2 separate regions of the Homo sapiens genome follow, and region 1 is linked to region 2. The links are chromatin loops, found by intact Hi-C in ENCODE. Cell type or tissue: CD14-positive monocyte. All regions are shown on one strand. Each heading gives the region's core, and the rest is flanking DNA. Links, peaks and the distances in the headings are about the cores only. Region 1 holds the start of LOC105371720 (a long non-coding RNA gene). Region 2 overlaps NSRP1 (nuclear speckle splicing regulatory protein 1).

Region 1 (16,049 bases), core at 3,344-11,343, 57 kb after region 2:
AGGGCTGCAGGGGGGATGCTGGGGGTGCAGGGGAGATGCTGGGGGGGCTGCAGGGGGGATGCTGGGGGTGCAGGGGGGATGCCGCGAGGGGTGAAGGGGGGGATAATGGGGGATGCAGGAGCGATCCTAGGAGGGGTACAGGGAGTTGCTGGGAGGTTGCAGGGGGGATGCTGGGAGGGCTGCAGTAGGGACATTAGGGGTTAGGTGCTGGCATTCAGAGCGGCAACGCCAGGCGGGAGAATCCCCAACAAGCTTGGGAATTTCACCCCCAGGGGCAGCGCCTGCACGGGAGTGGGGCCTCCTCCTTTCAGATGAACACAGTTGTCTGCTGCCTCCCACGTTCCACTTCTTAAATGAGCATGTTTGTGCTGTATAGGCAAGGGCAACAGAAAACGCAAAGTGTCCTTTCCAGGAGGGCCAAAGGAGGGGGGCAGGGACGCTGGGAAGAGGCGCCAAAGCGGAGGACGGCTGCAGGGGTGACTTCAGCGCTTGGCTACCAAGACCAGGTCTGTCCAGTGTGACTTCTTAGCACTTCTTAATTGTGCAGTCTCGCCACTTCTGATCTTCCTTCTAGACTCTTTCTAGCCGAAGATGCATTCCTGCCCAGCGCGCAGCCCCTCCCTATGGCACTGCCCTGTTCTGTGCAGGTGCTGCCTAGAGAGTGGGCACCCTGTGGACCTGGGTCAAATCCCGGCCCCCACCCTGTACTGTGGTGTGGGCTTGACCGAGCTCCTTAACCTCAAGCTGTCTGGCCTTTGTGTCTCTGTTTGTGAAGTAGGGAGGATGATCTCAGTGGGCACTGCCCAGCTGTGGGTGGGGAAGGGGCCAACTCCTTGCAGGCCCTGTGCGCTGGGCCCTTCCTCCAAGGGGGCCTTCGACCCCTCCTCTCTCTGGCCGGGTGGTCCCATCTCCTCCCCTCTTGCTCCCCAGCTGCGGGCAACCACCATTAGCAAATGACATTAGAATTACACAGACGGCCCCGCCCTGGTTCCCCCTGCCTCCATGGCAGAGTCCGCACACAACTGGCCCAGACCCTCCCCCTCTCTCTAAACAGGTGTTTCTCTTCCTCCTGCCCTGGGTACCATCCCACAGAGAGGCCAGGCCCACCTGCAGGTCCTCACCTCCACAGAGCCAGCCTCTCTTGAGCAGCTCCGCTCTGCCTTCTGATACTCATCGCCACAAGCACCTTGTCCTTCCTCGGCCTCCCACTCCCTCCCTCTGAGCCCGCGCCCTGCTCCCCTGCCTGGCGGTCAGTCGACTGCCCCGCCCCGCCTCCAATTCAGGTGGACAGGCTTCAGCGTCCACTACCGGGGAAGAGGCAGCCCCGCACCCGTGCCTCCCCCCGCCTCTGGGCCGCTCCTTCCCAGCCTGAGCCTGACCGCATGAGGAAGGCACAACCTCTCTGCTCCAGAGACCTGGAGAGGCCGGGAGGCCCTGTCCTGGGCATGGAAGGCAGGAGGGAGCCCTGAGTGCGGCAGGAGGGAAGCAGCGCTTCAGGGGAAGGATCTAATGGCTGTGACCTGCGTGGGCTGCAGGTAAGAGTAGGGGGGAAGGGGGTTGTCGTGGTGGTTGGGACAGACGGGTTCCTTAGAATGTGAATGCAGGCGTCAGCTGGTGGCCGCAGGGAAGAGATGCAAGCCAGAAACCCAGCAGGCACCTGCGAAGCTTGGTGCTGGTGGTGTATAGGGACAGCCAGGGAGATGTCAAGGGCGACAGGTCCTGGGCAGCTGGGAAGAGGCTGCCTGGCAATCACCGCACAGCAATAGTTTTTCTTTGTTCACCTGCTTGAGCCCAGAAATAGTGGGGCTTAGAAGCTGCTCTGGGGCTCAGAATAAATACAAGCTTTCACTTTAAGAGGAAAGGGGCACATAAATATTTACACCTGCCCCAAACACCACCAAGAAAACCCACTTCCTGGAAGTCTCAAAGGCCAGCAGTGAGTCCCCTGTGGAGCCAGCCAGGACCGAACCATGCGAATCCCAGGCTCTCCCTCCGGAAGCCCTTGGTGCCATCTGTCTGTCCTGTCTCTGCCCTGTTTATACAATAACGAAAGAAGAAGGCCCACCCCTCCTTGTGGGCTTTTTCTCAGGCCCAGGAAAATGCTGACAATATTCAGTCCTTAGAGTGTCATCTTGCTCCATTCCCACCAGCACCTCCCCGACACCCCTGGTTTTTCCTGGGACCCCCAGTTTTTCCTGGCATGGTTCTGGTGACTCTACATTCATGTTCAGTGGCACCTCCAAGGCAGGACTTGCTGCCACTGTGAACCCTGGGCTCATCTCTACGGAGGTCTCCATGGGAGCCCCTAGCAGGCCCACCCCATCCAGATGAAGCAAGCTAAAGGGAACTCCAGACAAGGTCCTTTTGGGAGTGCGGGGGGTTTGGGGGAGGAACAGATCAGGTTCAGCCCTAAGAAAGGCCAGAAACATTTGGAAGTAGGTTCATTTTGTCATTGGTCATTTTTCCCAGCTCCTTCCCCTCATTCCTCCAGAGCCTTCTGCCTTTGCTAAACCCTCCTCCTAGCACCCCATCACCCGGTCTCCCACCTCCCTCTCCCCAGCCCCACCATCCTCTTGACTTGAACTCCCATTATCTCTCAGTCAGGTATTACGGCAGCAGCCTCACCACACCACTCACTCTATGATAACACCCCAAACACCCCCAGAAGCACTTGCTGGGCAAATGCTAATGCCAATAACAATAACTAAGACTTTTATAGCACTTTCTATCTAAGCCCCATAATTAATTCCCTCAGTCTTCACCATGGGCCCCTGCTGCTTCCACAACCCCATTGAGAGGCACAGTAATAATTGTTTAAAATCAGTAAGTATTTGTCAGATTAGCATCGATTTAAGTTTCTGTTGCTAACCCTGCTTAACTCATTGTATATTCAGACTTCACAGATAATTTTTTCTAAAAGAGAGGAAAAGGCAGGAGTGGCTGATGTGGAAAGGCCCAGCTTGAAGGATACTCACACGTGAGGAGAAATCAGGGTGTAGGTGACACCCCAGACTTTACAGATACTGTGACTACCCCACGATCTATCTGCAATCTCTGTGAGCCATGGTGTAGCAGGACGAGCCTCAGACAAAACCCTTCAGATGCCAGGTTGAAGAAGGAAGTGGCTTTATTCGGCTGGGAGCATCAGCGGACTCATGTCTCAAGAACTGAGCTCCCTGAAAAAGAAATTCCTGGCCCTTTTAAGGGCTTACCACTCTAAGGGGTACACGTGAAAGGGTTGTGATAGATCGAGCAAGCGTGGGGAACATGACTGGGGGCTACATGCATCAGCTAACAGAACAGAAACTTTTGCAATGCTTCCTCATACAATGCCTGGAATTTACAGATAACACAAGTAGTTTAGGTCAGGGGTTGATATTATTATTATTATTATTATTTTATTTTATTTTATTTTGAGACAGAGTCTTGCTCTGTTGCCCAGGCTGGAGTGCAGTGGCGCAATCTTGGCTTGCTGCAAGCTCCTCCTCGGTTCATGCCATTCTCCTGCCTCAGCCTCCCGAGTAGCTGGGACTACAGGCACCCACCACCATGCCCGGCTAATTTTTGTATTTTTAGTAGAGATGGGTTTCACCTTGTTAGCCAGGATGGTCTCGATCTCCTGACCTTGTGATCCACCCACCTCGGCCTCCCAAAGTGCTGGGATTACAGGCGTGAGCCACCACGCCCGGCCTATTATTATTTTTTAACCACCAGGGCCGGGTGGTGGCGCCAAGGTCGTCTGGCTATTTATCTTACTTCTGTTTTTTTTCTGACTTTTTGCTTTTTTCCTTATCTTCTGTCTTATAAACTAGGTGGGTCGGAGGGGAGGAGGAGAAGGGCAGCAGGAGAAGTGGTGGTCTCCTTCCTTAAGGGTTTATGATTTCTACTTCCTCCCTAGGGGATTCCCTTCCCTGACTTCATCAGCCAGGGCCACACTCCAGAGGGCAGCTGTTTTTCCCTTCCACGTTGGTGGAGATGTTGACGCCAGAAGCACAGAGAACCAGGGAGGGCCCCACCGCCCTGTACACATACAGCTGTTGCAGCACCTTGGTCCCTCTCCGAATTTCCCAGGCTCTGGGTTCCCAAGGGACAGGGTGCTGCCTCTCTCCATGCCTCAACACCTATCACTGTGTGGGCGCACAGCAGGCTCCATAAATGTACACACCAGCAATGAAGGGCTAGGAAAATGCCTCTGAGTCTTACCAGACTTAGTGCCATAAAACCAGGGCCCCAGTGGCATATCCACCAATGGAGTACCATGCAGCAGGTAGAAAGAGTAAGGCAGTTTTCTATGGGCTGATCTGGGGGAGTTCTCAAGATTTATTGTAAATGGAGGAAAAAAAATGCATAGAACAGTTGTTACTCCAAATTGTTGAGGGCAAGGCATGGGGGCTGATATGTGTATTGAAATCTGTAAGCACACAGAAGAGACTGGGAACAGTAGGTGCCTTGGAGGCAGAGGACATTAGGATGGAGGGAAACCCCCTTTGTCAATGTCTACCCTGCTATACTATTTAAATATTTGCCATGTGCAGGTGATATTTTTATGAAACTTTTTCAGAAAAGCATTTTTTAATTATAAAAGGCAAAGAAAGAAAGGGGTAACGGTGGAAGGGAGGGAAAAGAAAGAAAAGAGGGGAAGGGAAAAAAAAAGATGTTCTAAGGGGCCTCAAGTTTCTCACAAAGGAGGGAGGAGCCCTAGGGAGTTTGAAGGAGTTCAGCTCCATGTTACACCAGACGCACTACCCACCAAATCGTGCCACATTACACATCACCAGTGCTGTTCACTTAAGCAGGACATTTTTTTTTCCTATTTATTAGCAAAGATGCTGGGAGCCAAGAGGTGAAGTCCAAGGCTTTGCTCAAGATCTGATCAAAGAGCTAGACCTACTCTTAGAACTCAAGCCCTCTGCTCCCAGCTCCTGAAGCCAATCCTCTCTCCTGTACCCCATTTCCATTTTTCTTTCTCCTGCTCAAGTTTATAAGACACTCACCCTCTCTTTGGCTCTTCCTCTCAGCAAACTTCAGGGTAAATTGTGCCTCTCCATCTAGGAAGGGCTTCCCTTAGTTTCTTCTTGGTAAGCTGATCACCGCGTTCACTGTGGGTTGAAGTTACTTTAAAACAAGTCAGCACGTTACCTTCTCCAACTTCAAGCCCTTTCACAATTATTACGGAGTTTACTGCAAGATCTCTCTCATATAAAGTCACCTTTTCAACTGGTTCATGCATAAACATGTTATTTTCCCAAGTAAATGACAAATTTGGTTGGAGAGAAGGGAATTGTTTTAACTCCCAGAGGGGCTCCCACAACACTGGACACATTGAAGAATCTCCATGAGAACTGTTTTTAATAAAAGCTGCCATTTATTGAGCCTCTACTAGGCACATTATATGCATTATCTTCTGTCCTTTTTCTACCATATGGGAAATATGCAATATAAACTGGTATTATTATTTTTGGATAACTATATATGTTATCAAAAAATATAGTTTTCCTCAGCCAGGTTTCAGGCTGAGTTCTCATATTTAATAATTTTTTTTTTTTTTGAGATGCAGTCTCGCTTTGTCATCCAGGCTGAAGTGCAGTGGCGTGATCTCGGCTCACTGCAACCTCCGCCACCTGGGTTCAAGCAATTCTCCTGCCTCAGCCTCCTGAGTAGCTGGGACTACAGGTGCCCACCACCACGCCTGGCTAATTTTTGTATTTTTAGTAGAGACAGGGTTTCACCATGTTGGTCAGATGGTCTCGATCTCTTGACCTTGTGATCTGCCCACCTCGACCTCACGAAGTGAATAAATTTTAATATTGTTTTTCAACAAAGGAAGCATGGAAACAGAGGCTGAGAGAGATTAAGTAGCTTCTCCACATTTATACAGACTTGCCAGGTGTAGGCACTTATATGCTTGCCAAGTGGCAAGGCCAGCATATCTGAGTCCAAAGGCCCTGCTCTTCCCGCTGTGTTGGGCTGATTTGAAACAAAAAAGGTTCAAGCAGTGAGGAAGCCAGGTAAGCCTCTGTGGTTCTCTCCCTACCTATTCTCCCCACTGCCAGGAACCTGCATGAAATGAAATCAAGACCTTAATGTGAAATGTTGAAATACAAACATCTCCAGGGGCTTTGTTCTTGTTCTACTTGTCCCTGCTGAGCAAGTTATAGTGAAGCTGACTTCAGGTCTATGTAAAAACTGTTCGTTAATTATAGCTGTCAGAATAGAAGGTGTGCTCAGTGTCAGCCTACCCTATATTTCCTATGAGCCAGGCACTTGAGTATACAGTCACAAGCAGGACAAAGTTCCCGCCCCTGGGAGCCAACGGAGTAACTGACTTTGGGGAAAACAGACAATACACATATAAATACATCAGTACCTCCAGAAAGTGGTAAGTGCTGTGAATAAAACAGACCCTGTAACAGCATGGAGGTGGCAGAGGCAGTAGGAGGAGGGAGTTGGCTGCCTAGATAAGGTGGTCAGAGATGGCCTTGACACTGAAGGCGTGACCCGAATGAGAAGCCAGCCATGCAAAGACCTGAGGGAAGAGCTTTAGGTAGACGGAACAGCAAGGAGGAACAGCAAGGAGGCGGAGATGAGTTTGATGTGTCTGAGGGACAAAGTGCGGGACAGGGTGGGAGGCGGTCAGTGGCTGGCTGAAGCAGAGTGTACAAGAAGGGGAGTAAGTCGAGTCTGGAGAGGTGGGCAGGGGCCACAGTGAGAGGCTGTGTGTTCCTGTCAATGTGTGCAAATAGAACTTAAAAGACTTACTCGTTTTGGAGAATTTTGGACTAGGTTAACCCATAAGGTCTCCGCCAGGTGAGATGCAGGGATGCTGCTATGCTAAGTCAAGCACCCTCCCATACTCTCCATCAAATAGCCACCCTGCCTTGGCTGCCCTAGCCTTCTGCACAGCAGCTGATTTTTAAAAAACAAACAGCTGTCATGGGGTAACCTGAAAGATGGCTCCAGAACTCATTCTGTCCACTTCAAGACGTGCTACCAAACTAGAGTTTTTCCAGAGGAGTCAGCAAGAGGGAAAGCACTGAGTATTCAAACAATATCCAGGAAAGATGATGTGGAGGGTTTCCCATCTGCACACAATCCTCTTTCCAAATAGCTACAGCTAGCCAGACGCAGTGGCTCACACTTGTAATACCAGCACTTTGGGAGGCCTAGGCGGGCAGATCAATTGAGGCCAGGAGTTCAAGACCAGCCTGGCCAACATGGCAAAACCTTGTCTATACTAAAAATACAAAAAAAAAAAAAAAATTAGCTGTGGTGGCGCATGTCTGTAATCCCAGCTACTCTGGAGGCTAAGGTGGGAGAATTGCTTGAACCCACGAAGTGGAGGCTGCAGTGAGCCGAGATCGTGCCACTGTACTCTGCACTCCAGCTTGGGTGACAGAATGAGACTCAAAAGAAAAGACAAAACAAAGACCAAATAGCTGCAGCTGTTGTGAATTGAACATTCCCCTATTTCCTTTCCCTCTGCAATAATGTGTAAAGGACTTGGAGTTTGAAAAAGAAAAACAGAAAAACCCGGCCAGTTTAATCCTAGTTTTCAACCCATTTGTGTCACAGACCCCAAGAAGGAAGCCATTGGCTTCATGAGTATCAACAACAGTTCTCAACAAGTTGTCCTAAATATGACCACGCTCATCTGGAATCACTTTAAAAAGTATCTAACTTAACAAATGACTAACTAGAGCCACCGTGGGCAATGGTGCTCACCCACACCACACTAGAGGAATAGGACTTCAAGTCCAAGTGCCCTGGTGCCACCAACAGCAACTTAGAATTAAGCTGCTCTTTAAGGACAAGCCAAAGCAAGCAGATGGGCCACACCACATCCTGAAGGCATGTCTCATTATCATGCCTTGGCTTCTTGGACGTGTAGGGTCACCATTACTCAGGCCAGGACTTCCCAGAGGCCAGTCATGAAGCTCTCCTCTGGTGACACTGTATGATTCACAGTTAAAGCAAAAGACAACTCCATGCCTTCCCATTTCCTACCTCATTCGTCACCCAAATACTAGCAGTTTCTTCCAACTGAGACCTCCAGCTACAACTTCAGCCCATTTCCCTAATCTTTAGCAGAGAAGATAAAACCACCATGCTTCATTTCTCCCCTCTGGATCCTAAGTTCATTTGAAAAATGGCTTTCATTAAGTATTTGGTAATGAAGATTATCTTTTTTACATATTGCTGCATTTGGTTTAGGATTTTTGCATCTATGTTTATGGGTGAGGTTTACATGTATTTTTTTCACTATCCTTATCAGGGTTATGCTAGCCTCATAAAATCATTCTTTAGGCCATAAAGTCGTTTTTTACGTCTTGCCTATTGAGCTAATCGAGTTGCTCCTGAGAAGACTTCCAATTTCCTGGCTACTAGAGTTCTAGCAGCCAAGGATGGCAAGAAGATTCAGAATGTAAATGCTCACTTAGGGGATTCACCTGACACCTAGACTACACACTTCTTCTCTCTCCAGAAAAGAAATCTCTAATGCACTGATGAATGGAGGAAGGGCATCACCAAGCCGGTCGGTATAGGAAGGGGACCCAACAGACATTCAACTCTTTGGTAACCCTCCCTTCACGCCCAATTCCAGAATGCTTTCTGTTGCTACCATATCTATGCTTTTCAGGGGATTATGCACTGTAAATTGATTTGCTTATCACTGGCTTTCTCCACCACTGGCTCAGTGAGATTCAACTTTTTCAGCTCTGCTAAATCTTCCAAGGTCTCCATCTGCTTTCTGGGTTCAAATATTTCATTGGCTCCTCTCCTGGTCTTCCCGAGCTTGTGGATTTGTCTTCTAAACAAATCCCTTTACTGTTGCTTTTGAGAAAGTTGAGAGTATCTTCTATTTTTCTAATATTTGCAGCATCTATAATATCCTTTTAATTCCCTGTGTACTTAAAAAAATTAATATTTGTCAATTTTTCTTTAAAAGAACCAACTTCTGGCTTCGTTGATGCTATGCTTAATTTCTGTGCATATCTACTTCCTTTAGGTTTATTTTGCTGTTCTAATTTCTTGAAACAGATGTTTAGCTCAATTTTCAGCCTTTATTACATCCTAGTATAACTTTGATATTTAGATTTAGAATTTACATTCTATTATTCAGAACTAATTAAAATTCTATAATCTTAATACATTAATGTAATAATTTAATGCTGTAAAACCTTTAAATTACTGTTGCAGCTGCATCCCTCGTTTTGACATATTTTTATTATTGTTCAGGTTAAATTTCCTTCATGATTTCTTCTTGGACCCATGAGTTAATTTCTAAACATACAGAGGTCGTCTTGTAATCTTTTAATTTTGGTTTCTAACTTAATTGCACTGTGGTTGGAGTGTGGTCTACGTGGTAACAACCCTTTCAAATTTGTTGAGATTGACTCTACCGTCCAGTATATGGTCGCTTTTTGAAAAAGTTCCATAGGTGATCAAAATGAATGTGCAGTTGTTAGATGCAATTTTTTTTTTAACAGGTTTATGCTCGGTCATTGGTTTCCACACATCTGTGCTTTCAGGATGAAGATGTGGTCTTCTAAACACGTCCATTTTACCAAACTTGCTAAATGTTTAAATCTCTTATATACTTTCCTGAATTTTTTGTTGCTTGGTCTACATGAAGCATATTAAAATCTCCCACTATGATGCTGGATTTCTTATTTTTCCATATAGCTGTTTTTGTTTTACATATTTTGAGGCAATGTTATTAGGTGCATAACTTAGAATCTTTGTTTTTCTGAAGAATTGGGTAAGCATATCATTATGTAGTGGTTCGATCTGTAGTAATGCTTTTTGTCTTAAAGCCTATTTCCAGGGCTGTGGTGTTCCACAGCTCCAGGGAGGACATTCACATTACAGTTTATGCAAATAAACTGAAATTAGACAGTCTGTTTCGTTACTTTGGAGTGGCCTTAATTCTGTGGGTTATGAGTATAACTTCTCAGTTTTATTTTGGTTAGTATCTGCCTGATGTATCTTTTCCATCCTTTCTTATATTGTAGGTTGCCTATGTCTCTCTCTTGTCATCACATATGGCTGGATTTCTTTTAAAAATACAGTTTGGCATTTTTTTTTTCGGGAACATTTAGTCCATTTACATATAATTATTGGCACATTTAGATTTCTCTCTACTATCTTGTTTTGGATGCTCTATTTGTCCTGCCTTTTCTTTACCCTATCTTGTCTTCTTGACTGATTGCATTTTTCCATTCTATTTATTCTTGATTGAAAACTGTATCCTCTGCTTATTTTTAGTAGATACTATAGAAGTTTTTGGCACAGGTTTACATACCAAAGTCTGAAGTTAAACAATGTATTTATCTTCTTCCTGAAAGACACAAGGATCTTAGAGTATGTTCATTCCAATTACCTCCCCTCCCTAGTTATCTGCTACCTTCATGGATTTTCGTTTTACCTTTTTTCCAACCCTGTTAAGACTCTTCTACAGTTGCTTTTTGTGTAGCTGACCAACATAACAATCATGTTCTTTATTCTACATTCCTTGATACATTTCAACCCTTCCATACTGATCACTTCCCTTCTGTTGGGGCAAATTCAGTTTTTTTTGTGAAAATGTTTTCTATTTTACCCTTGTTCTTGAAAGGGTGGCCCAATCTCAGTAAGATAACTTACTGACCTATTCTAAGGCTGGGCCCAACAGAGCCTCACTCCCCACCCTTGTAGGGACCCTGGATCTGGGTAGAACATTTATGCGGTAGGGGAACAGTCCTTCTTAAACAGGCGCTTGGAAGCCCTTTGCAGATGCCGGTGAGAATCGGCGGTCTGGGAAAGAGTACACATCTTGCAGAGAAGCTGAAGAGGGAAGCCCTTTTCCTGTTTTTTCACTTTCAAGAACATGAGCCACCTGGCTGCTTTCTTTTGTAGATAAACAAACACTTCTCAGACAGATCACATAAATCAGCTTATTCTCATTTAGCAAAGTTTTTATTCAAAAGCTTCTCAGCACCATCTAGTTATCAGAAAGAATGGATATCACCTTTTCCTGCCCACCCAATCCCCAGTTCCACAGGCAGAAGTTAAACCATTTGGCTAGAGTTCCCCCTAATGATTATGACTGAGACCATGATAAGATTTTGGTTGTTCTCACCCAACTGTCTCTAAGCCTCTACTCAAACCTGACTCAAGCAGAGATGTGCACACCCCACAGTTCAGAACAGGAAGGAATCATGTCAGATCTGATCAACCTCCCATTCTTGGGCTATTAGAGGCACAAGAAATTACCTTGAAAAAATGGAATTCAGTGACTGCCATCTAGGAAAGACAGTGATACTGTCCAGCAGCATGCAGTTCCGAGAGCTCAACTCTTAGGCCACCCTCCCTCCACTCTACTCTAGGAACAAGGAGCATTAGGTCTGTTTTCTCTCCATACACCTCAATCGCTCGTCCTCTCGTCTTATTAAAACACAGACACAGAACCAAACTTTTTGACAGTTAAAGACAAACAATTACATCTAATTAAAATGCTAAGAGATCCTGAGCTGTTAGAGATGAGGAGAGTAGATAGTATGACCTGATCTTCCCCCCTCTTTTTTTTCCTTTAACAGTATTCTGTTTCAGCATAAAGCACACTTTCTGAAGAGGTTCCTGGTGGAGACTGGAAATCTGACTGTGTCCTGTGGCAACACACAGTCCCTTGCATAACTTTGGCTTCAGTCCCTGGATCTGTCCTTTGCAGCTACGTCAGGTTCCATGGAAGGAGGAAAGAGCTGGAGGGCAGTATCACTCAGCCAAAGCTCCCATGGGGTCCCATGCTGGCAGGATAATGGGTTCCTGCTCTAACACAGCTAGCACCTCTTCAGGGACATGCTTCCTGTCCACCACCACTTCGTAGACATACTCAGAGAACCACTCATCTGTCATGCACAGGTAACCTGGAGAAAAGAACAGAAGACTTATGAGTCCAGAGGGCAAGGGACAAAGAGCAGAAACCCTTTTTGTAGGATAAACCTTTTACAAAACTAATATTCATACATATTTTTCAGCTTTCCCATCTGTAATTTCATTTAATCTAAATCTTATTAGCAATTCTGTGAAGCAGATAGGACAGGCATGGCTCTATTTTTAGAAAAATTAGAAAACCGGGTCTTGAGTAACTAGGTGATGTGCCCAGGTCACATGGTGAGGTTCAGAGCTGGGCCTTGGACCTAAGGCTAACACCAGATCCTGTACTGATGCTCTCTTCCTCCGCTGCCTTGGTGATGGTGAGTGATGACCTGTATACTAGTAGGGAGGCAGAAAAACTTCTCATTCATACAGCCACACCTAGGGCATAAATCTCTAGGGTCAGAAGGGCAAGCATCCCAGTTCCTTTCTTACCCTACCAGTGTCAATGGCTGTTCTCCCCCATTCCTTTCTATCACACACTCCTACAACAACCAGGCGGGCTGCTGTGAGCATTCTGATGGGGCCAAGTCATCATTCCTAGGTATGCACTTATTTGCAGATGATAGTGTGGGAGTCAAATGATAAAACAGTCCTTGTTTTCCTAGGAGGAAATCTACGATGACGATCAGGCGGAACTAGAAGACTCAGACATCTGCTTAACCTGCTCTCCTTAGGAAGGCCTCTCCAGTGGGTTAGGACTATACAGAGGTGCCCCGGCACTAATGCCCCATTTAAGGTTGAAAGCTCAGCTGAGAGAAAAAGTGTGGTGTCATCGGGTACCCATCCTAGTAATAGTTGCCTTCCATAAGGAGGATTAACCTGCATCTCAGGCTCCACTAGGCCAACACAAATTCCCCTTCAGAAACCAGATCCTCATCTCTCACCTTACACAAAAATCAACTCAAGATGGTCAAAGGCTGAAAGCTAAAACCTGAAACCAATACAAGTTCTAGAAGATAACATCGGAAAAACTCTTCCAGACATTGGCTTAGGCAAAGAATTCATGACTAAGACCCCAAAAGCAAATGCAACAAAAACATAAATAAATGGGACCTAATTAAACTAAAAGGCTTCTGCACAGCAAGAGAAATAGCAGTGTAAACAGACAACCCACAGAGTGGGAGAAAATCTTCGCAAACTATGATTCCGACAAAGGACTAACACCCAGAGTCTACAAGGAACTCAAACAATCGGCAAGAAACAAACAAACAAACAAAAAACCAAATAATCCCATCAAAAAATGGGCAAAGGACATGAATAGACAATCTGAAAAAGAAGATACACAGCCAACAAACATGAAAAAATGCTCAACATCACTAATTATCAGAGAAATGCAAATTAAAACCACAATGTGATACCACCTTACTCCTGCAAGAATGGCCATAATTAAAAAGCAAAAAAATTACAGATGTTGGTGTGGATGTGGTGAAAAGGGAACACTTTTACAATGCTGGTGGGAATATAAACTAGTACAACCACTAAGGAAAACGGTATGGAGATTCCTTAAAGAACTAACGATCTACCATTCGATCCAGCAATCCCTCTACTGGGTATCTACCCAAAGGAAAAGAGGTCACTAAATGAAAAAGACACATGCACACGCATGCTTATAGCAGCACAATTCACAACTACAAAAACATGGAACCAACCTAAGTGCCCATCAACCAACGAGTGGATAAAGAAAATGTGATATTTATACATCATGGAATATTATACTCGGCCATAAAAAGGAAAAAAATAATGTATTTTGTAGCAACTTCGATGGAGCTGGAGGCCATGATTCTAAATGAAGTAACTCAGGAATGGAAAACCAAATATCATATGTTCTCACTTATATAAGTTGGAGCTAAACTATGAGGATGCAAAGGCATAAGAATGATATAATGGACTTTGGGCACTCAGGATGGAAGAGTGGGAGGGGTGGAGGGATAAAACAAAGACAACATACCAGTGTACACTGCTTAGGTGCTGGGTGCACCAAAGTCCCAGAAATCACCACTAAAGAACTTATCCATGTAACCAAAACCCACCTGTTCCCCAAAAACTACTGAAAGTTAAAAAAACAAAAACAAACAAATCTGTTCTTTCAGGAACAGATCTCCAAAAAACTTAAATGGGAAAAAAATGCTTTACCCGAGCCATTGCTAATAAGAAGAGCAAAATTAAAGTGAGAGACTGAAGTCCGTATATTTAAAACAAGAATGGGCTGCTGGGCCACAGACAGAACACAGAGCAAACGATGTGTACTGAATCAAGAGAAAGGCAGGCACACACATCCAAGGGCTCCCGGACTAGCAATGGCCATCAGCACCACGACTGTCATCTGACCGTATCTGCTACTTGTTTTATAGTAAACACTGGAGCCATTTTTCTCTGAAAGTTTGTATAAACCTAGGCCTGTGCTATACCATTTCCCACTACACAGGACCAAGAGAACGGAGAAGTAGGTGTTTCTAGCAAGAGGGTCCCCTAGTGAGCAGTTCTCATAAACCTAGGCCTGTGCTATACCATTTCCCACTACACAGGACCAAGAGAACGGAGAAGTAGGTGTTTCTAGCAAGAGGGTCCCCTAGTGAGCAGTTCTCAAGCCTCTTGGCCTCAAGCCCTGCCCTTTACATTCTTAAAATTATTAGGGACCGAAAACATTCTTTATGTGGACTAATATCTATCATTATTTACTATATCAGAAACTAAAACAGAAAGTTAAAAATATTAATTCATTTAAAAATAAGTATGAAAAATGAATATAAACAATATATTTTGAGGAAAAAAATTATATTATGTAAAAAAATATTTTTAGTTAAAAAAGTGGCATTGTTTTACATTTTAATGTCTAGATTTGCAGAAGACAGCTGAATTCCTGTATCTGCATCTGTGTTTAATCTGTTGCAGTATGTTGTTCTGCTTGAAGCAGATGAAGGAAATCCAGCCTCACACAGATATGTTGCTCAAGGGCAGACCCTGCACACTCCCTGAAAGGGCCCTAGGGAACCAAAGATCACACTTTGAGAACTGCTGCTCTTGAGGCAAGACTGGATTAAATTTAAAGGCAACAATACTGGTAAGTCTAATTTTGTATGCTAAAAGGTGTGACAAAGGGCATTATTTAACCTGAAAACACAATTGATTTGGTGAAGTCATCTATGCCCAATCCTGTTTTTCACCCGACAGAAGTCAAAGACAGATCATCCTGACGTGGCATAGCATACGTTTACCCTCAAAAACACTGTGGAGGCCAGGTGCAGTGGCTCACACCTATAATTTCAGCACTTTAGGAGGCCGAGGCAGGTGGATTGCTTGAGCCCAGTTGTTCAAGACCAGCCTGGGCAACATGGCGAAACCCCATCCTCACAAAAAAAAAAAAAAAAAAAAAAAAAATTAGCTGGTGTGGTGGCCTGAGCCTGTGGTTTCAGTGAGCCAAGATCACACCACTGCACTCTAGCCTAAACAGAGTGAGACCCTGTCTTGGGGGTGGGAATGGTAGGGGTTGGGAGTGCTCTGTAAAAGTGTTCAAGTGCTCCGACCAAGGCAGGTAAAGGAATGCACTCTTGTCTCCTGATAAGCTGGCCTCCTGGATCCAGGGCCCCTACTTTCAATAGACGAGAGACGGAAGGACAGTACAGGCCCACTCTGTAGCTACTTCTGGCTTGTCTTGATTATATATTCCAAACTTCCTGGCTTTGTTGGTGTCAGGACCTGGCCCTTAATTAACATCACCCACACCAGTGCCACCAGGTTCTAGCAACAAAAGTTCTGTCCGCTCAAAGGTCAACCAGTGCGTATTATTTAAAACTAAAATACTGCATCCTAAGTGAGTGCTTCCTGAAAAACTAAGCATCTGCCTTCCCAAAAAGGAGCTTTCAGCAAGCAGGAGAGCAGACTAGGGAACACCACACTGTTTGAGACATTAGTCGTCCCTTCCCTCACCACAATGCAGGCTGAATAAATCACTGCAGTGGCCCTGGGCAGTTAGGCAGGTGAAGGATAGAAGCAGATTCATGTAATAAAATTCTGTGTCCTTTCAACAATACTATCACCATACAATCAAATGAATCTTCAAAGAATGCTCCCAGAAGATGGACAATAAGTACATCTACACTATCTTGTTCCAAAAGCATATCAGATTAAGTCCT
Region 2 (16,049 bases), core at 4,904-12,903:
GGAAAAGAAAATACAGAGAGAACGAGAAATGGAAAAGGGGGAGTTTGATGATAAAGAAGCATTTGTGACATCTGCATATAAGAAAAAACTGCAAGAGAGAGCTGAAGAAGAAGAAAGAGAAAAGAGGGCTGCTGCACTGGAAGGTAAAATGAAAGAGTGGGAAAGGCACAAGGAAACAGTAGCAGAATCTCTCCCCTGTGGTTAGCTGTTTGCTCTGTCACTGAACTTTAGGGTTATGAGTTTGTGATCATAATTTATATATAGGAATTCAAGACACAAGGAATATGGTATTATATAGCAGTATAAAACAGAAAGGAAAGTTTAACTAAAAACACAGTTGAACTCTTCAGTAACTATTATTTCTACTAGACTTTTCTCTTAGTTCTCATTTTGTGGCTTTTGCCTTAGAACATGATCTGAAATGTAAAAACATTTATTACAAAGTATAACGCCATGGCATTTGTCAGAAACAATATAAATATAATTTTAAACCCTAGTTACATTTTTTTGGGATGAGAAAATAATAGAGTAACACCACTCAAGGAGGATCAATGAGGCAATTAGAAAAAGAATAACATTAATTGAAGAAAGAATAAAAATTGGATGAATTAAGAATATCTTAATGCTTTACCTTAGTGCTTTCTACTCATGATTATTTCTCAAGATCTAAGTAGAATATGTATTTATAAAATACTTTTTTTTTTGAGACTGGGTCTCTGTCACCCAGGCTGGAGTGCAGTGGCTCAACCATGGCTCACTGCAGCCCTGACCTCCCAGGCTCCAGTGATCCTCCCACCTCAGCCTCTTGAGTAGCTGGGACTACGGGAACATACCACCACGTCTGGTTACTTTTTGTATTTTTTGTAGAGACGGGGTCTCACTATGTTGCCGGGGCTGGTCTCGAACTCCTGGGCTCAAGCAATCTTCCTGCCTCAGCCTCCCAAAGTGTTGGCATTACAGGTGTGAGCCACCATGACCAGCCCTGTAAATACTTTAATTGACAAATGCTCATCAGCTTTTTGGACAGAGTCTCGCTGTGTCGCCCAGGCTGGAGTGCAGTCGTATGATCTTGGCTCACTGCAACCTCTGCCTCCCAAGTTCAAGTGATTCTTATGCCTCAGGCTCCCAAGTAGCTGGGATTACAGGCATGCACCACCACACCTGGATAATTTTTATATTTTTATAGAGACGGAGTTTTACCATGTTGGCCAGGTTGGTCTCGAACTCCTGAGCTCAGGTGATCCACCCACCTCAGCCTCCCAAAGTTGTAGGATTACAGGCGTGAGCCACTGCGCCCATCCTCTTCAGCTTTTAAGTAGAAGAAAACCAAGTCTATAACATTCTGTCTAAGCATGTACTATGTGTTTAGAGTGCCAGTCGGCAAACTTTCTGTAAAGGACCAGATAGTATTTTAGTATTCATATTTTAAGACTTTAAATTTATAAATTCATATTTTGAATGCCAGATCATATTCATACTTTAGGGCTTTTTGTGTATATGATCTCTGTCGCAGTTACTGAGCTCTGCCTTTGTAGTACAAAAGCAGTTGTGGACAATACATAAATGAACAGGGCTTTGTTTCAATAAAAATTTATTTATGAAAACAGGCAACAGGCCAGATTTGGCCTGCAGTTTGCCAACTCCTGATCCAGCGAGTAGTTTACACACTGTATGTTATATACTGTATGTCTGTAAAATGAAACTGCACTGTGCCTTATTGAATATATTCTAATTTTTGCTTTCCCTCTGTTAGCATGTTTGGATGTAACCAAGCAGAAAGATCTCAGTGGATTTTATAGGCACCTATTAAATCAAGCAGTTGGTGAAGAGGAAGTACCTAAATGCAGCTTTCGTGAAGCCAGGTGAGGAGACGTGTATGAAATATTTTGAAGAAAAATACTGTTAATAATCTGTGGTTGTGGGGTCATTTTAACCCTCTGAAAGATGGAAGATTACAACATTGCATATTGTGTTGTCAGCCAGCCTTACCTAACTGAATGAATGGCTAGAAATTTGCAGTTTCTTGATTTTAAAACCTACAGATTTAGTTTAAGATCATTTTTATTCTGCATTTCACAGAAATTGTTACATTAAAACAGTGATTGAGTTTAATATTATTGTAAAACCAAAGACAGACTTTTAATGTATAAAGTTTCTGAATTTTTAAGTGATTTATGGGTCTTAACAAGGGAGAGCAAAATCTTCAAGGGAAAGCAAAATCAAATTGTAGTTTTTTCTTTTTTCTTTTTTTTTTTTTTTTTTGAGGCAGAGTCTCACTCTGTCGCCTAGGGTGGATGGAGTACAGTGGTTCAATCATAGCTCACTGCAGCCTTTGCCTCATGGGCTCAAATGATCCTCCCAAGTAGCTGGGACTACAGGTGCAAGCCATCATGCCCAGCGAATTTTCTTTTTGTGTTTTTTGTTGTTGTTGTTGTGTGTGTGGTTTTTTTTTTTTGTTTTTTTTTTTTTTAGATGGAATGGAGTCTTGCTCTGTCACCCAGGCTGGAGTGCAATGGCGCGATCTCTGCTTACTGCAACCTCTGCCTCTCAAGTTCAAGGGATTCTCGTGCCTCAGCTTCCTGAGTAGCTGGGACTATAGGTGCATGCACTACGCCCGGCTAATCTTTGTATTTTTAGTAGAGATGGAGTTTCACCATGTTGGCCAGACTAGTCTCGAATTCCTGACCTCAGGTGATCCACCCGCCTCGGCCTCCCAAAGTACTGGGATTATATGCATGAGCCACCACGCCCAGCCTCTTTTTGTATTTTTGTTGTGGAGATGGGGCTTTATGTTGCCCAGGCTGGTCTTGAACTCCTGGGTTTGAGGGATCCCCCCTCTATCTCAGCCTCCCAAAGTGCTGGGATTACAGGTATGAGCCACTGCACCTGGCTGCTTTTTTTTTTTTTTTTTTTTTTTTAAATAAGAATGTGGGTATTCCTCATGATCCTTAAAATGATTGGTGCCTGGTACCTTAAAATGATTTTGCTGTCAGAATTAAGGAGAAAGTTGGAAAGAATTAGGTGTCTACAATATAAGTCTTATATACATGTTCAGATAGTGTATAAAAAGGAAAGTGGTTTGTTTTCATAAATAGAACCCAGCCTTCCTAAAATGTAAGACTTACATATCGGGGCTAGAACTGCACTGTTAGTATGTAGGCACTAGTCACGTGTAGCTACTTAAATTAATTTAAAGTAAATAAAGTAGGTTGGGCGCAGTGACTCACGCCTGTTATCCCAGCACTTTGGGAGGCTGAGGCAGGTGGATCATGAGATCAGGAGATGGAGACCATCCTGGCCAACATGGTGAAACCCTGTCTCTACTAAAAATACAAAAATTAGCTCGGCATTGTGGCACATGCCTGTAATCCCACCTCCTGGGGAGGTTGAGGCAGGAGAATTGCTTAAACTCGGGAGGCGGAGATTGCAGTGAGCTGAGATAGCGCCACTGCACTCCAACCTGGCGACAGAGCCAGACTCCATCTCAAAAAATAAAATGGCTGGGCACGGTGGCTCATGCCTATAATCCCAGCACTTTGGGAGGCCAAGGCGGGCGGATTGCGAGGTCAGGAGATTGAGACCATCCTGGCCAGCACGGTGAAATCCCGTCTCTACTAAAAATACAAAAAATTAGCCAGGCGTGGTGGCGGGCGCCTGTTGTCCCAGCTACTTGGGAGGCTGAGGCAGGAGAATGGCGTGAACACAGGAGGCGGAGGTTGCAGTGAGCTGAGATTGCGCCACTGCACTCCAGCTTGGGTGACAGTGCAAGACTCTGTCTCAAAAAATAATAATAATAAATAAATAATAAAATTAAGTAAATAAAATTTAAAGTTTTGATCACAGCGGCCACATTTCATATACTCAGTTGCCATATTTGGCTGGTGGTTGCCATACTGGGGACAGCTCACATATGAACATTACCATTTCTTGAGGCATTTCTATTAATGCTGGTCTAGAAGGTAAAGGATTAGAGGATTTTTGAATAAAGTTATAAGGTATTATAGGAATGGTGAGATGATTATGCCATAATTATGTAGCTGAAGGTAAAAGAGTCTGTCCTAAGCAAAAAAAAAAAAATTTTTTTTAACAGGAATGTTCTGGGTAGATCTGAGTCTGTGTTGCTAAGGAAGGGAAGAGGTAGGAGAATAGAATTAAGGTGAGGAGAGGAAGTTTATGCCCCACTCCCTCCCTACGCTGCTAGGCTTTGATTATAAAATTGGTGAGAAGTATGAACCTAAGAAAATGTATTTGAAGATTCAGGTTTTGAATGGAAATTATATTACGTTATATCTTTGTATTAGAGTTTCATCTGGAATATTTATTAGGCTGCCATGAAACTCTGTAATGTCGTTGACATAGTTGTACTTCTTAGAGTCTAATAATCGAATTCCTAACTGTTAGTGGGTCCTTTAGCCAAGATAGTTCTGCCAGTAATTCCTGGAGAACCAAAGTTGTTGCACCATTAGTGTGATTAGTAAGTGATTAGTAAGAATCACTGAGTGGTTCTTATTTACATTATACTCATACTATAAAGTTAACTGTACTTGCCAGCTGGAACAATGAAGGTAATATAATTTTAGTATTGTTGATTCTAATGGACAAATTAATATATTTCCATTTTGTTGTGATAGGTGCCAAGGAGTGAATCAGGATACACTCATGAGAGAGAGTAAATATTTAGGATTATATTTGCCACTATTTTGCTGTGCAAAGATTATCTTCATGTATTTCTAGGACTATTTTTATAATTTTTTAAAAAGAAAAAGGCCAAGCATGGTGGCTCACACCTGTAATCCCCGCACTTTGGGAGGCCAGGGTGGTTGGATCACCTGAGGTCAAGAGTTTGAGACCAGCTTGGCCAACATGGCAAAACCCTGTCTCTACTAAAAATACAAAAATTAGCTGGGCATGGTGGTGCAGGCCTGTAATCCCAACTACTCGGGAAGCTAAGGTGAGAGGATCACTTGAGCCTGGGAGGCAGAGGTTGCAGTGAACCGAGATTGTGCCACTGCACTCCAGCCTGGGTAACAGAATGTCTCAAAATAAATAAATAAGAAAGGAAACAACAAATCCAACAGTCACAACTTAAGCTTCATGTTGTGAAAATAGAACTTAGATTCAGAACATTTATTACTTTTCCCAATTATTCTTTGTCTTAGGCTTACCAAAAAATGAAGACCTGTACAGACCCTTGCCTGTAGGTTCTAGTAGTATAGTAGACAAGGGCTAATTTTCTCTTTTCACTTCTACAAATATTGAAAATATTCTGAATGGTATGAATTTGAAAATACTAGTTTGCATAGACATCAGGACCTTTTTGCATTTGGATAATCAGACAGTATATATCACTATAGGTGTATTGATTTGAGTATTGATAAAAATTATATGAACCCTTCATTTGCTTATTACAACTGATAATGTGGCATTTTTTTCTGCCCTTTTTTGTTTTTTGTTTCTAAGATCTGGTATAAAGGAAGAAAAATCAAGGGGCTTCTCCAATGAAGTAAGTTCAAAAAACAGAATACCACAAGAGAAATGCATTCTTCAAACTGATGTGAAAGTAGAGGAAAACCCAGATGCAGACAGTGACTTCGATGCTAAGAGCAGTGCGGATGATGAAATAGAAGAAACTAGAGTGAACTGCAGAAGGGAAAAGGTCATAGAGACCCCTGAGAATGACTTCAAGCACCACAGGAGTCAAAACCACTCTCGGTCACCTAGTGAAGAAAGAGGGCACAGTACCAGGCACCACACGAAAGGATCACGAACGTCGAGAGGACATGAGAAAAGGGAAGATCAGCACCAGCAGAAGCAATCCAGAGACCAAGAGAACCATTACACTGACCGTGATTACCGGAAAGAAAGGGATTCTCATAGGCACAGAGAGGCCAGTCATAGAGATTCCCATTGGAAGAGGCATGAACAGGAAGATAAACCAAGGGCGAGGGACCAAAGAGAAAGAAGTGACAGAGTATGGAAAAGGGAGAAAGATAGGGAGAAATATTCCCAAAGAGAACAAGAAAGAGATAGACAACAAAATGATCAGAACCGACCCAGTGAGAAAGGAGAGAAGGAAGAGAAAAGCAAAGCAAAGGAAGAGCATATGAAAGTAAGGAAGGAAAGATATGAAAATAATGATAAATACAGAGATAGAGAAAAACGAGAGGTAGGTGTTCAGTCTTCAGAAAGAAATCAAGACAGAAAGGAAAGCAGCCCAAATTCTAGGGCAAAGGATAAATTTCTTGACCAAGAAAGATCCAACAAAATGAGAAACATGGCAAAGGACAAAGAAAGAAACCAAGAGAAACCCTCTAATTCTGAATCATCACTGGGAGCAAAACACAGACTCACAGAGGAAGGGCAAGAGAAGGGTAAAGAACAAGAGAGACCACCTGAGGCAGTGAGCAAGTTTGCAAAGCGGAACAATGAAGAAACTGTAATGTCAGCTAGAGACAGGTACTTGGCCAGGCAGATGGCGCGGGTTAATGCAAAGACCTATATTGAGAAAGAAGATGATTGATGGCTACCCCAAGAGAAAGATTTAAGGAAGCACAGAAAACTGTAATTCCTGGAACCTGCTGCGTAAAACCATAAAGGAGTGTGTTACCAGTAGTTTGGAGGGCATTTTTAAATTTATTTTCAAAATTTTAAGTTAAAAGTCAGTCTTACAGCTTGGATGTTTGGATGTGGATGTTTGGCTGAATTTATATATAGTGTGTACTCATCAATACCACATTCTTTGTTGTATTCAAGAACCGTTAAGAGTGTGCTAATTCCCTGTAGGTACATAATGAGGAAAATTTGCTCCACTACAACCATTAAAAAATAATTTTGGCCAGATACGGTAGCTCGTGCCTGTAATACCAACATTTTGGGAGGCCAAGGCAGAAGGATATTGAGGCTAGGCATTCAAGACCAGCCTAGGCAGGATAATAAGACCTTGTCTCTATTTAAAAAACAAAAAGCCTAGCATGGTAGTCCATGCCTGTAGTCCCAGCTGTTCGAGAGGCTGAGGCAAGAAGATCACTTGAGCCTAGGAATTTGATGTTACAGTGAGGTATGATCATGCCACTGCACTCCAACCTGGGCAACAGAATGAGACCCTGTCTCTAAAAAATTTTTTTTAAATAAATAATTTAACTCTTCTAATAATGTTTTGTTGCAGGAAATGTATTTCAGATAAAATATGGATTTGAAAAACAGAAAATATACTTTATGTTCTGAAATTTGTATTTAAGTATAAAATGTGAATCATCTTGTCTAAATAGCTTACAGCATAGTTGGCTTAAATGAAAATAAAATGATATGCTTATACATTTTATTTATGCATTTATTTTAAAATAATTTTACTCATGTCACAATTCATCTTTTCGCTTTTAGTAGAAATTAATTTGTAATTCTGAAACCTTGACAAGTTAGTAAATTGGTTATATATGTAAATCACTTTTAGTTAAAGGTGAAGCTGTGGAGACATTAGCCTAAATGAAATTAGCTAAAGATCTAGGTGGCCTGTTTCTAAACATGTCTTGTTTCACCTACTCTGAAAAAGATAGTGCAGTTTATTACAAGTTCCACTTGTGTATAAAAATAAAACTAGTATCTTTCTTCTGAGTCTTTGAAACTCAGGAGAAATAATTATACACTGTAAATATTTTATTTATGGGGAAAGATGAATGCTGTGGAGAAAATAGTTCTCTACTAGGTCTTCCCATTAAGAAAATGCTGTTCATATATCTCACAATACTCTACCTAAAGAGCACACTTTCTTATTTTTAGAAGGATAAACTTGGTTTAATAAGAATGCTGACTAGATGAAATATATTAAGGGTCAGATTTAGAATTTATAAATCATTTTATTGTACCTTTAAAACCAGAAAGGAAAAGTCACAGGAAAGTTAACGCCCAAATCTCTGACTGATAGATTAAATGTCAGTTACATCCTAATACTCTAAAGTCAATCAGTGACAGTGACAAACCCCCAAAATCACTGACTTGGTGTACAAAAAGGGAGCAACATAACATCAGTATGGAAAGGTAAAAGGGTGACATCATGGAAGGACCATGAGTGACAGAAAAAATCTTTAACTTTGGTGGGGAGTATGGTTTCTTTCTTGGGATTGTTTTATAACTAGAGCCATGCATTGGGAAGATTAATTTGATCGTAGTGTGCAAGGTAGTCTAGGAGGAGAGACTGATGTCAGAGACATCTGATGATAAACTCAGTTTCCCTCTCCCAGAGGGAAAAGCTCAGAGACTTTTACAAAGCCGCTTGGATCCTTAGATAGGAAAGCTATAAATTACTTTTATTAACCAACTTAATTTGACATAAATCAGGATGAGAGACTGCAAATGAAGAGTTTTCTTCTGTCTCCTCCAAATATACAGAATGTTGGTTTTGCCTCTCTGGTATTCATTCCCCCTTTTCCTGGTAACAGCAGGATTTGCCTTTGAGAAAACACACCTTTACTACTCTTAGTCCACGGGTTCAAATGGGGCAGAATAGCCTACAGTAAGGGTATGTGACTCAAGCTAGGCTGATGCTGGTCATGTTGTCAGAATTTACAGAAAGATGTTTTCTGTTGTCATTGCTGATTATGGCGATGAGGTAAGTCTGGAGTTTCATGGAGAGTGCCTTGCTGCCTGGCAGAAAAAAAACCCACAACAAGAAAGCCAGACAGAGAGAAGAACAAAAAACCTGATGATTGCTTTTGCATCTCTGGCTCTAGTGTAGCTTTTTTTTTTTTTTTTTTTTTTTTTTTTTAAGACATTTAAACCAATACTTTTCCCTTTTTCTGTTAGGTTAGTTTGAATTGGATTTCTGCTGTCACAACCCAAAAAGTCCTATTTGATACAAGGTTCCATTCATGATAGCTCTGTGCCAAAAGTTACCAGAACACTCTTAGTAAATTTTTTTGTTGTAGTATAAGGTTTAAATTGCACATGGAGTTTACAGCTTAATGGATTCACACAGTACACCTAGTTTAAAAAGACATTACCTGTGCCATAGGAGCTCCCCTTAAACTTCTCTCCCAGCCTACTCTTTCTGATTTTTAGCACCTTAGAGTAGTTTTGCTTGTTTTGTAGATTCTTTACTACTACATTCTGTTGATGGACATTGGTTATTTCTTTTTGGGGTTATGAATAATAATATCTTCTAGGTAATGTATCTTCTAGGTACATTCTTGCGCTTGTCATCTAGTACATACATGTATGTTTTGGTTGGGTAATTCTGAGGAATGGAATTGCTGATTCATAGGGTATGCTCATGTTGAGCTTTAGTAGTTAACTACCAATTAGTTTTCCAGAATATTTGAACTAAAAGGCACTCCCTCCATCAATGTATGAGAGTTCCAGTTGCCCCACATCTTGCTCACCCTTGGTATTTGTCTTCTGGCTTTTTGTCTTTTAGCTACTCTGGTAGGTGTTGTGGTATCTCATGGTTTTATTTTGTGGTTCCCTGATGGCTCTCACATCTTTATTAACATTTAACATTTGGGTATCTTGGCGGGGGTTGGTATTTGTTTTTGAGACAGGGTCTTTCTCTGTCACCCAGGCTAGAGTGCAGTGATGCAATCATGGCTCACTGCAGCCTTGACCTCCCAGGGTGAAGTGATCCTCCCACCTCAGCCTCCCAAATAGCTAGGACTGTAGCTGCATGCCACCACGCCTGGCTAATTTTTTGTAGAGACGGGGTTTTACTATGTTGTCTAGGCTGGTCTCAAACTCCTAGGCTCAAGCAATTTCGCCTGCCTCAGCTTTCAAAGTGCTGAGATTACAGGCATTAACTACCTTTCCACTCCCTGCTTTTTTTTTTTTTTTTTTTTTTGAGGGGGGTGTGGAGGGGAACTATCTGCCTTTTCCTTAATCCAGTACAGGTTTTGTTTTGTTTTGTTTTGTTTTGTTTTTGAGATGGAGTTTCGCTCTTGCTACCCAGGCTGGAGTGCAATGGCATGATCTCGGCTCACAGCAACTTACACCTCCCAGGTTCAAGCGATTCTCCTGCCTCAGCCTCCCGAGTAGCTGGGATTACAGGCGCCTGCCACCACGCCTGGCTAATTTTGTATTTTTAGTAGAGATGGGGTTTGTCCATGTTAGTCAGGCTGGTCTCGAACTCCCGACCTCAGGTGATCTGCCCGCCTCGGCCTCCCAAAGTGCTGGGATTACAGGCATGAGCCACCTTGCCTGGCCCCAGTACAGGTTCTTCAGATATTCTAGGTACGAGTTATTTGTAAGGAACTTCTCCCTCCCCTCTATGGCTTTACCTTTTCACTCTTAATGGTATTTTTAATGAACAGATATCTCTAATTTTACAAAGTTAATTAAAATTAATAAAATTTAAAATACAGTTCCTCAGTTGCATTAGACATTTCGAATGCTCAACATGTGGCTGGTGGCTGCCACATAGGACAGTGCAGGTTTATAGAACATTTCTACTGCAGAAAGTTATACTGGACAACATTTTCTAGAAGCATTATTGCCTACATTTCCCATTTAGATCTACAGTGCACTTGGAATTAATTTTTGTTTGTGGTGTAAGATAGGGGTTAAGATTTTTCTCCATATGGATATCAAATAGACTCAGCAGCGAGTGACTATTTGTTCAGATTAAAACCACAGTGAATACCATTACTCATTCACAAGGATGACAAAATGTTAAGAGACATAATACGAAGTGTTGATGAGGATGCGAAGCAACGGTATTTTTTTTTTTTTTTTTTTTTTTTTTTTTTTTGAGATGGAGTCTCGCTCTGACGCCCAGGCTGGGGTGCAGTGGCGCGATCTCAGCTCACTGCAAGCTCCGCTTCCCGGGTTCACGCCATTCTCCTGCCTCGGCCTTCCAAGTAGCTGGGACTACAGGCGCCTGCCACCACGCCCAGCTAATTTTTTCTATTTTTAGTAGAGACGGCGTTTCACCTTGTTGGCCAGGATGGTTTCGATCTCCTGACCTCGTGATCTGCCCTCTTCAGCCTCCCAAAGTGCTGGGATTATAGGTGTGAGCCACCATGCCTGGCTCTCTTTTTTTTTAGGATAGTCTTGTTCTGTCGCCCAGGCTAGAGTGCAGTGATGCAATTTCAGCTCACTGCAACCTTTGCCTCCCGGATTCAAGCAGTTCTCCTGCCTTAGCCTCCCGAGTAGCTGGGGTTACGGACGTACACCACCCCGCCCGGCTAATTTTTGTATTTTTAGTAGAAACAGGGTTTTGCCATGTTGGCCAGGCTGATCTTGAACTGGCCTCATATGATCTGCCTGCCTTAACCTCCCAAAGTGCTGGGATTACAGGCGTCAGCCACTGCATCCAGCAGCAATAGTAATTTTTGTGTGCTACTAGTAATAGGTGAACTGGCACAACCTTTTTGGGAAAAGTTTGGCTTTACCTAGTAATTGACACTGCATGTTTCCTGTAACTCGTGTTCCACAGATGCACCAGGAATATCTATAATACATTTTCAATAAATGACAACCTAAATCTCTATCAGTAGTAAAGAATATATAGCTAGGCGTGGTAGCTCACGCCTGTAATCCTAGCACTTTGGGAGGCCAAGGTGGGCAGATTGCCTGAGCTCAGGAGTTCGAGACCAGCCTGGCCAACATGGCGAAACCCTGTCTCTACTAAAAATACAAGAAATAGAAATTAGCCAGGCATGGTGGTGCGTGCCTGTAATCCCAGCTACTAGGAGGCTGAGGCATGAGAATCACTTGAACCCAGGAGGCGGAGGTTGCAGTGAGCTGAGATCACGCCATTGCACTCCAGCCTGGGCGACAGAGCAAGACTGTCAAAATATATATATATATATATTCACACACACACACATAGGCAATACAACAGTTAAATGAATACACTAGAGCTATACCCAACTTGGATGAATTTCAGTCTTGTGAGAAGAAGTAATATATATATATAGGGGAAAAAAGGCAAAACTATATTAAAAATACATGGGTAGGTGGTAAAAGGGGTTATAAATATGGAAAGGAAGAAAATTAGAATGAACTTTGTAGTGTTGGGTTGGAATTGGAGATATTGGTGTGACCTCATGGTTTTTAAGATAGAGAAATAACTATTAAATGCAAATTATGTATACACTTCTATCCAGTGAGAGGGCTGAGGATCAGTGACAACTCAGTAGCCATGAGAATACCTAACACCCAGATCGTGGTTTCTAAATATGCTCTTGACTAAAAGGAACCAGGGCTTCTTGGAGATATAGCTGATTTCAGAGCTGTGGCAGAGAAAGTACAAGCTGGTCCCGAAACATCTCACTCTGGAAAACAAGGAACTGTTCCAAGAATGATGGGGACATGTCAAAAGCACACAGAAACCAGCTTGAAGGGACTCTCACTGGCTAAATATAGGAAAAATTGAGCATCAAAATTAATAATGGGGGCAGGTGCTGTGGTTCATGCCTGTAGTCCCAGCACTTTGGGAGGCCAGGGTGGGAGGATTGCTTGAGCACAGGAGAACCGCCTGGGCAACATGGTGACACCCTGTCTCTACACAAAATACGAAAGTTAGCCAGGCATGGTGGTATGTGCCTGTGGTCCCAGATACTCAGGAGGCTGAGGCAGGAGAATCAGTTGAGCCTGGTCGAGGCTGTAGTGAGCTGTGATCACACCACTGTACTCCAGGCTGGGCGACACAGCGAGACCCTGTCTCAAAAAAATGAATGAATGAATAAATGAATAAAATTGATTATAATCCATTGGATAAAACAGGAATCTATTTTTAAAAATAAATGGATTGATGAGGACAGGATATTTGCACAGTGTCAGAATAACTCCATCCCCCAAAATATTAATGACAAAAAGAAAAGGAACTTTATAGTGGAAAGCCCGGTAGACACCACCTTAACCAAGTGATTGAAGTTAACATCACCAGTGAGGGGACAAATCAAAATCATTCTCCACCTGGTAGGATGCAGGGAAAACAACACAGCACCATTCCAGTGATAGTCCTGCCAGAAATACATAGCTTGGATTTAATCAGCAGGAATTGATCTTCAAACAAATCAAATTGAGGGACATTCTACAGAATAACTTGCCTATTAACATCAAAGGCTTCAAGGTTGTGAAAGTCAAGGAAAGACTGGAAAACGGTTCTAGACTGAAGAAAACAAAAGAGACGTGAAATTAAATGAAAATGATTCTGGACTAGATCCTTTTTCCTAAAGATCATTGAACAGGGTCTAAAGATGAGTTGACAGTCATGCAGCAGTGTTACTTTCCTAACTATGATGGTTTAATTGTGGTTATGTAGGAGAATGTCTTCATTTGTCAGAGATACATGTCTCATTTTCATTTTTGTAGTTAGAATCTATAAGATATATTCTACTTTTTATTCAAGTCCATTTATTCAGATCTCAGCATTAACTATCCTCTCCACCATTTTACATATTGAATTTTTTAGTTTATAAAAACCATGTCACTGGGTGCAGTGGCTTATGCCTGTAATCCCAGTACTTTGGGAGGCCATGGTGGGCAGATTGCTTGAGCCCAGGAGTATGAGACCAGCCTGAGCAACATGGCAAAACTCGGTCTCTATTAAAGATGCAAAGAATTAGCCAGTCATGGTGGTGCATGCCTGTAGTCCCAGCTACTCAGCAGGCTGAGGTGGGAGGATCACTTGAGTCCAGGAAGTCAAGGCTACAGTGAGCCAAGATCACGCCACTGCACTCCAGCCTGGGTGACAGGACACTTTGTCTAAAAAAAAGAAAGAAAAAAAAAAGTGTGTAAAAAAAAATACTGGTAATCATTTTGAGATCTTTAGTTATTACTTAGTGATATGTTCCAAAACTGGAGCTGAGACTCCAAAGAGATTCCTGTAATTGAAATATTACACTTTAATACTGGAGTTGCCCTCTCTATAAAGCACTGACAACATTAGCATTTATTTTAAATAATAGCAATATCCCTGGAAAAGCAGCAGGACCCAGAGTGACCACTAAGCCTTAGTGATAATAAATGGCATCTCATAACTGGATGCAACAGTTATCTCTAATGAAGCCTAGGATCAGATTTGTGGCATACCAACAGCACATGTGAAAGTCATTCTGGTGTGACATGTAGCCTCATTTCTGGTCCCATTTTATTTTCTCGCTCTTGTTTTTCTTTCTTTTTGTCACCCGTCTTTTGCTTATGTTATCCTTTATTTTGGGAATCCCTACCTTAATACCTCTTTAAACAAGTCAATGTAAATCAGATAATTTGAATCTAGTACAAGGATTAGATTTAGTGTGGTGATGGTAACTGGAGAGTCTTTAACTGTAGGGCAGGAGGTCTGTTAGGAACTGGACCACACAGCTCATTACCACCTGAACTTCACCTCCTGTCCCATCAGCGGCAGCATTAGATTCTCACAAGAGTGTGAACCCTGTCGTGAATTATGCATGCGAGGGATCTAGGTTGTGTGCTTCTTATGAGAATCTAATGTCTGATGAACTGAGGTAGGATAGTTTCATCCTGAAATACCCCTCTGCTCCCCACTATCCGTAGAAAAATTTTCTTCCATGAAACCGGTCCCGGTGCCAAAAAGGCTGGGGACTGCTGCTGTCTCTGGCTGGGGACAGCACACATGTAATGATATATCAGTAACAGGTTCTTCCCCTATGTTAATTATTCTTCCCTATCACACTTTAAAATGAGATAGAACATCCTTGCAGTTTAGAAAAAAACCCATTCTGCAGTTGAATACTCTTTGGATTTCTCAAGCCTCTATGGATGCTAATTTTAAAGCTAAACATGTAAATAACCTTTGGGCTGGAATTAGAAAACCTATAGGCATAAAGCCTGTCCTGGAACGTTCCAGGTGTGTGAACTTGGGCAAATCAATCAGCCTCTTTGAGCTTCAGGCTCTTCATCCCAGCCCCATCCTCACCTGGGAAAATACAGCTGTCACCTAGACTTCTGGTGATCCCATGAAATATATGGGGAAGAACATTATAAACTAAAGCTCTTCACAAATTACAAAGAATTATATTAACTTATTTAACTTTATGGAAATTGAATACATCTAATTCAATGTAGTTTTTGTAAGTGCTATGCAGTGATGTTTAGGGAGATGTTTAAATATTTTGACTATAAGGTTAAGATTTTTAACCTTAAGAGTTTAGAATTTTGTGTTTTTTTAATGATACAACAAATCATGATATTAAGAGTTATTACAGTAACAGTTCACAGCATAAATCATTTATTAATATCTCACAATCTAACTTGAAATATTTATAAACACTGCATAAATGAATACAAGGGCACTGTATGAATTTTAGAAAGGGGACTCTTTTATACAAATAAATTTAGGTTTAATTCTGCCAGATAAAATTAATTTTAGATATGTCCAACACACAATCAAAAGTATTCTGAAAAGTTGTATATAGATCAAATCATAGTTTAAAGGCCATTCACAAAATAACTGTAAATTCCCCAATTTTATCTTTTAAAATATGAATTTTTAATATATCATTTTCTTAAGATAAAGTACACCTTTAATTTTAGAGTGTAAATAAGAATAATCTTTCAAAATGCCATTTAAAAAATTAGTAAATGCTCATATTTGTTTATGATATTTAAGCAAAAATATGGGACATCCTTCCTCACCAAATATTTTTGTTTGGACTGTCAGTGTTTAAAAATTGCTAGACACAATTCTTATCTACTATAATTGGAGTCTTCAGTTACAGAATTGAAGGACTGATGCCATCTATTCTCTCCCCCAAACGACAAAATTCTTCTTAGTTCAGTAGACATTCAAACTTATTCTGACGAGGTCCTTCACCAATGCACACTGTCTCCAAATTAGAGTTGGCTGGTGAAGAAAGTTTATTTTAGTAGCTTTAAAAAAATACTTGCATTGGTGGTAGAGCAGCTTGGCATAGATTCTGTGAGGTGTTGGTAAGAGAAATACCACCTGACATTCCAACTGAAATATATTGTGAATCATTTTCAACAAAAGAGCTCTTCTGTTGCAAAGGTGACTGTTTTTGAAACACCTAATGTAGAAACAATACTGAATTGATTTCAACTATATGAAACAAAAGGACAGACATATTTAAGATTCC

The links. Peaks named below come from ENCODE experiments on the same cell type or tissue, not always from the same donor. Only the 100,000 strongest peaks of a DNase experiment are listed, where the experiment ranks them.
Region 1: it touches region 2 in a loop (2.7-fold over the local background); 5 of 110 quality-filtered maps call a loop at or near these places.

What each region holds. Positions count from the first base shown.
Region 1 is chr17:30,237,266-30,253,314 of GRCh38, forward strand. BLMH (bleomycin hydrolase) reads right to left here. Exons shown (of 12, transcript NM_000386.4): 12 at 10,938-11,903. The coding sequence ends at 11,752. It overlaps LOC105371720 (a long non-coding RNA gene), which reads left to right and starts at 233. Exons shown (of 3, transcript XR_007065698.1): 1 at 233-506; 2 at 1,055-1,535; 3 at 14,809-14,968. RefSeq lists promoters at 1-242, 1-230, 1-256, cis regulatory regions at 1-10, 1-242, 26-68 and enhancers at 1,064-1,964, 11,192-12,391. In CD14-positive monocyte, for the core only: no CTCF peak of the experiment used is centred there; no DNase peak of the experiment used is centred there.
Region 2 is chr17:30,179,155-30,195,203 of GRCh38, forward strand. NSRP1 (nuclear speckle splicing regulatory protein 1) reads left to right here. Exons shown (of 7, transcript NM_032141.4): 5 at 1-143; 6 at 1,754-1,862; 7 at 5,461-7,321. The coding sequence ends at 6,520. It overlaps SLC6A4 (solute carrier family 6 member 4), which reads right to left. Exons shown (of 15, transcript NM_001045.6): 15 at 15,165-16,049. Among named protein-coding and RNA genes, the nearest start is that of SLC6A4, 49 kb to the right of the region's middle. In CD14-positive monocyte, for the core only: no CTCF peak of the experiment used is centred there; a DNase peak (open chromatin) is centred at 8,607.